Regions from separate parts of the Homo sapiens genome. Here region 1 is linked to region 2. A link is an interaction called in ENCODE POLR2A ChIA-PET data of the cell type or tissue named here. Cell type or tissue: Panc1. All regions are shown on one strand. Each heading gives the region's core, and the rest is flanking DNA. Links, peaks and the distances in the headings are about the cores only. Region 1 overlaps LOC101929333 (a long non-coding RNA gene). Region 2 overlaps SEMA7A (semaphorin 7A (JohnMiltonHagen blood group)).

Region 1 (2,906 bases), core at 122-2,621, 66 kb before region 2:
ATTTTAGGTGTCAACTTAACTGGATTAAGGAAAACGTAGAAACCTACTAAAGCATTCTTTTGAGTGTCTCTGTGAAGGTGTTTCCAGAGGAGATTAGTGTGTGAGTCTCAGTGGACTAGGTGGGAAAGATCTGCCTGCAATGTGGGTGGGCACCATTCAATCTGCTGGGGGCTTGGAGAGAAGAAAAACCAGGGCAAAAATGAATGTGCTGATCTACCTGCTGGAGCTGGGATACACTCTTCCTCTCCCGTCCTTGGACAATAACTCCAGACTTCTCGGCCTTTGGATTCCAGGACTTACATCAGTGGCTCCCCTCCCTGAGTTCTCAGGCCTCTGGGCTCGGCCTGAGAGTTACACCCTTGGCCTCCCTGGTTCTGAGGCCTTCAGACTTGGATTGAGCCATGCTACCAGCATCCCAGGGTCTCCAGCTTGCATATGGCTCATTGTGGGACTTTTTGCCTACCATAATCACATGAGCCAATTCCTCTAATAAATCCCCTCTCAGCCAGGTGCACTGGCTCACATTTTTTTGTTTCCCAGTGCATGTAAAAGTTATGTTTACACTATACTGTAATCTATTACATGTGCAATAGCATTCATTATGCCTAAAAAAAACATAGTACACACCTTAATTAAAAAATACTTTCTGGCTGGGTGTGGTGGCTCATGCCTGTAATCTCAGCACTTTGGGAGGTGGACACAGGAGAATCAGTTGAGCTCAGGAGTTCAAGAACAGCCTGGGCATCCTAGTGAGACTCCATCTCTTTTTTAAAAAATACCCCCTTTATCTATCTATCTATCTATCTATCTATCTATCTATCTAATCTATCTATCTATTCATCCATCCTTTCTATTGGTTCTGCCTCTCTGGAGAACCCTGATTAATACACTCTCTGTCTTCCCCTTCTGCCCAGCAGCCAGAAAAACTGATTTTCAAGGGCTTGTGATTAGATTACACCCACCTGGATAATCCTTTTGCTTTATAACAGAACATAATCTCAGGAGTGAGATCATGTTGATTTCTACCTATCCTCAAAAAGGAAGAAAGGGATTATGCCAAGGCAAGGATCATAGGAAGAATTCTTAGAATTCTGCCTCCTATGCCATGTGATTAAATTCTAGTCAACAAGAAGTTAATGGCAACTCTGTTCTTCCAGTTGCTCAAAATACTGGGTGTCCTCCTTGGCCTCTCACTTCTCACACCCCATTGGTCAGTCAGAAAATTCTGTCAGCTCTGCCTGCAAAACACACTCAGCATTCAAGCACTTCCCATGCCTTCCTACTTCCCAATGCTGGGCAGGTCACCATCATCTCTCACATGGATTAGTGTAACTTCCTAGCTGGCTTTCTCTCCAGCATTGTTCTTTTTTTTTTTTTTTTCTGAGATGGAGTCTCACTCTTGTTGCCCAGGCTGGAGTGCAATGGCACGATCTTGGCTCACTGCAACCTCCGCCTCTCAGGTTCAAGCGATCCTCCTGCCTCAGCCTCCCAAGTAGCTGGGATTACAGGCATGCACCACCCATGCCCGGCTAATTTTTGTATTTTTACTAGAGATGGGGTTTCTCCATGTTGGTCAGGCTAGTCTCGAACTCCCGACCTCAGGTGATCCGCCCACCTCGGCCTCCCAAAGTGCTGGGATTACAGGCGTGAACCACTGTGCCCGGTCATTTTGTTCTTGACACAGCAACCAGAATGATCCTGATACAGCATATGCCAAACCATGTCCCTTAGCACTCTTCAGTGGGTCTCTATCTCATAATAAAGACCAAAATCCTTAATATGGACCACACGATTCTACTTTGGTCTCCATATTAGGTTTGTGACCTCAAAATCCTATCACTCTTCTGGCTGGGTGTGGTGGTTCACGCCTATAATCCCAGCATTTTGGGAGGCCAAGGTGGGCAGATCACTTGAGGTCAGGAGTTTGAGATCAGCCTGTCCAACATGGCAAAACCCTGCCTCTAATAAAAATACAAAAATTAGCTGGCATGGTGGCACACACCTGTAATTCCAGGAATTTGGGAGGCTGAGGCGGGCGGATCACTTGAGGTCAGGAATTCGAGACCAGCCTGGCCAACATGGCAAAATCCCATCTCTACCAAAAATACAAAAACTAGCTGGGCATGGTGGTATGTGCCCGTAGTCCCAGCTACTCAAGAGGCTGAGGCACAAGAACCACTTGAACCCGTGAGGCGGAGGTTGCAGTGAGCTGAGATCTCGCTACTGCACTCCAGCCTGGCGACAGAGCGAGACTCTGGCTCAAAAAAAAAAAAAAAAAAAAATCTTATCACTCTTCTCCTCCTTCTCTTCACTGTAGCCTCATAGGGCTCCTTGCTGTTCCTTAAACATGTCAAAAAGTGCTTTAAGTCTTTGGTACTTGCTATTCTCTTTGCCTAGAATGTTCTTCTCCAAGATATCTACATGGCTAGCTCTCATTTCCTTCATGTCTTAATTCAAAAGTTGCCTTTCAGCCAGGCAAGGTGGAGCATACCTGTAATCCCAGTGCTTGGGAGGCTGAGGTGGGAGGATTGCTTGAGGCCACGAGTTCGAGACCAGCCTAGGGAACATAGTGAGACCTTTTTTGGTTCTACAGAAAATAAAATAAATAGCCAGCTTGGTGGCACATTCCTGTAGTCTCAGCTACTTGGGAGGCTGAGACAGAGGATACCTTGAGCTCAGGAGTTTGAGGTTGCAGTGAGCTATGATCATGCCACTACACTCCAGCCTAGATGACAGAGTAAGACCCTGTTTCTAAAAAAAATAAAAATAAAAAATAAGCCTGGTGCGGTGGCTCACACCTATAATCCCAGCACTTTGGGAGGCCAAGGTAGGCGGATCACTTGAGGGCAGGAGTTTGAGACCAGCCTGGCCAACAGGGTGAAACCCCGTCTCTACCAAAAAAACCT
Region 2 (2,906 bases), core at 274-2,773:
GCTTTTAGCTACCACTTAGCCACTAATGCGTCAGGCTGGGGAGTGAGGGGGGGACACGGTGCCAGACGGTGCTCCTTTTAGACAAGCAGGATGGGAAGCAGGGGGAGCCAGGAGGTGGGGGACGCCAGAGGATGGGGAGGCATTTTCCACTCCTGGCCCTGCTCGTAGGTTCAGGCAGCAGGGGAGAGTGGTGGGCAGTGGGTCAGTGTGTCCTTGGACAGGCTGCATCTTCCCTCCCCCATCACACGTGGGCCTCAGCTCACCTTCCCGATTCTTCTCATTAGGACTCTGCCAGGCTGCAGCGCATGGCCTCTGTCCTCCATACAGCCACCTTCCCCACCTTTGCTCAGGTTGCGTCCTCTGCCTGGCTTTCCCTCCCGGCCTGTTCAGGGCCCATCCAGCTTTTATCTACCTCACCTCTCCGTTTGGGTTCATAAAGCATCACAAAGAAAATGTTCAGGGATATGATACATACTCCCTTGGCCTGGCCTTTTTAGGGGTAGCCCCTGGCCTTGCTCAGCCCCTGCCTGGGCAGAGACTCGAGGCCTGGCCCTGATGGCTTGGTGCTGCCTTCACTTCCAGGCAGCCCTCCTGCCCCTTAGCCCCCAGCCCCCGCTCCTGCCAACCTGAACAAAGCTTCCTTTCATGTATTCATCGAGCTGCTGCTGCTCGACACTTCCCGGGCACAATCAGGCCTTTTGAGGGCCTCAGGCGGTGCGGGAGCCCAGGCTGGGGCTGGGGTGGAGAATGGGCCAAGGCCTTGTCCTGGGGCTGAGCTGGTGTCATTCCCTCTAGTCCATACGCATCACCAAGAACAGAGGTGGGAGGGCCAGGAACCTGGGGGTCATGGGAGGCCGTGGTCCTGGGCTCCTGTTCGTTTTCCTGCAAAATGGGACGAACAGTCCCTGCTTCCTCCACCCTAGCCATTGTGGCTAGGGTTTGAAGGGAACTGGGCTCAGGCTTGCAGATCCGCATGGGATTGTCCGGGCCCTAGTGCTGCAGCTCCTACCCAGGGGCCAGCAGCCCTCACCCTCCCTTCATGTCTTCAGCAGATACTTTGTGGGCAGCCCTGGGGTCCATGCTAAGACAGTTTTGCTGGAGAGCTGTGGAAGTTTTCTGTGGTGTGGCTGTCTGACCCCTCAGATGTATTCCCAGGGTAGGGCCAGACCTCCCCCTCAGACCTTGCTCTCCAGGACCCAGTCATGTCTCTGCCATCAGGCTCGACTCCCCAGGGCAGGACTGTTTTCCTCTTCTCTTCAACAGCCCTGCAATTCCTAGACCAGGGTGCCCCCACCCAGAGTCCTGTCTGGTGCCTCTTTTCCCTTGAGTAGTTGTACATTGGCCTTGCCGGCCCCCTCGGAGACCTGGGCCTGTGGCCTTGGTGCAGGAGTGGGGCTAAGGTGACTGATGAAGGTGGCTAGCACAGTCTGACGGCTAGAACTTTTCTGCTTTGACTCCCAGGGACTATGGATCTCAGGTCCTAGCCCAGCATCTCTAGATGCAGACACGCACCTTTTCCTGGCTGCCAGTCTGGCTATCGGTGGATGGGAGGGGAGCAGGAGGGGAGTTGGGGCGGCAGACTGTCTGGATCTCTGGCTGGGCCACAGAGGATGGTGGCTGCAGTTTGGGCTGCGGGTGGAAGGGGAGTTACGGGAGCTGAGTCAGGAAGACTGTGTCTGTGACCCCAGCACTCTAATTTTATCCCAGGAAGGGAGGGGGAGCAGGGCAGCACCCAAGACCTGCCAGCTCTCCCTCCCTCCCACCGAAGTGCCAGTACCTCTCAGCCCTTGCTCTGCACATCTCGGGCCTACAGGGAGGGAGGCTTGGGGGCCAGGGAGGGCTGATATCCCCGGAGCTGTTCAGTTGGGCTGTTTGTGATGTGCACCAGGAGAGCCACACCACCCAAGGACAGTGAGCTCAGCACTTCTCTCTGTAGCCTGCCATGCTGCTGAGAACTGATACTGCAGCCTGGGACAAGCTAATGTGTCCTGCCTGCTGGTGTGACCTTGGCATGTCTCCCAGGGTACCTCAGCATTCTTCTCTGCACAGTGCGCCAGGCCACAGAAGAGGTGAAGAATGCTCACTTCCGGGGGTGACCTGGCCATGAAGGGATGTTTCTTAAAGAATGAAGGTGTGGTGGCACAGTGTGTGGTCCAGCTGCTCCTTGCCCCTGTTAAATGCAGAATCAATAGGGATGGCTCCAATGGGAATAAGAGGGATCGGGGGCAGAGTTGAGGAAATGGTAGTTCTTTTTGGTCAGAGCTGGAGCTTGGGTGTCACTGCCAAGCTGGCTGCCCCAGAGTTTCCTGCAGCTGAAAAAACAGTGGTCAGACCCAGTTCCTAGGTGAGGCCCAGGCTGGTCAGAGGTGGGAAGATGCTGGGTGTGGCTGATTGCTGGGGGCACAACCACAGGCCATCCCATCCCTATAATTTACTCCTGCAACCAGGACAACCTCAGCAGTGTCACTGGAGATGAGACACCTCCCCAGAGGCAGTGGCTGCAGTCAGTTTCTTTTTTGGGGAAAATTTTCCCGGTCAGCCCTTCTGCTGAAAGTCCCAGGCTGTGCTCTGTGAAGGTTCCCCTGTCCCAGAGTTGCTGGGGAGGAAGAGCCGATCTTCACCCCCCGGAGAGCTAGCATCCTCATGGGTGAAACCAGGCCAGAGTGGGCCATGGAATAGAGTCCAGCTTGGTAGGCAGGAGTGCAGGCTCTGGTTCAGGGTCTGCTACTGACCTGCTTCCGTGTGCCCTTGGGCTGCCCCTCCCTTGGCCTCTGTTTTCCCATCTGTGAAATGGGACGGAGTAGATGTTGAGATTCCTTTCCTCCTCTAGTCTAGTGCTCACTAAGGGGCTGGGGATGGGCCAGGAGAGGTTGGAGAGGGATTCCTGAAGGAGGAGAAGGGGTTCT

Evidence for each region. Peaks named below come from ENCODE experiments on the same cell type or tissue, not always from the same donor. Only the 100,000 strongest peaks of a DNase experiment are listed, where the experiment ranks them.
Region 1: POLR2A ChIA-PET joins it to region 2 with 8 read pairs; 8 of 35 experiments call an interaction of 5 or more read pairs at or near these places.

What each region holds. Positions count from the first base shown.
Region 1 is chr15:74,485,305-74,488,210 of GRCh38, reverse strand. All of the region lies in intron 1 of LOC101929333 (a long non-coding RNA gene), which reads left to right. Among named protein-coding and RNA genes, the nearest start is that of UBL7-DT, 25 kb to the right of the region's middle. In Panc1, for the core only: no CTCF peak of the experiment used is centred there; no DNase peak of the experiment used is centred there.
Region 2 is chr15:74,419,464-74,422,369 of GRCh38, reverse strand. The region is part of intron 1 of SEMA7A (semaphorin 7A (JohnMiltonHagen blood group)); the gene reads left to right. Among named protein-coding and RNA genes, the nearest start is that of MIR6881, 9.5 kb to the right of the region's middle. RefSeq lists an enhancer at 146-777. In Panc1, for the core only: no CTCF peak of the experiment used is centred there; no DNase peak of the experiment used is centred there; H3K27ac peaks cover 1,076 bases.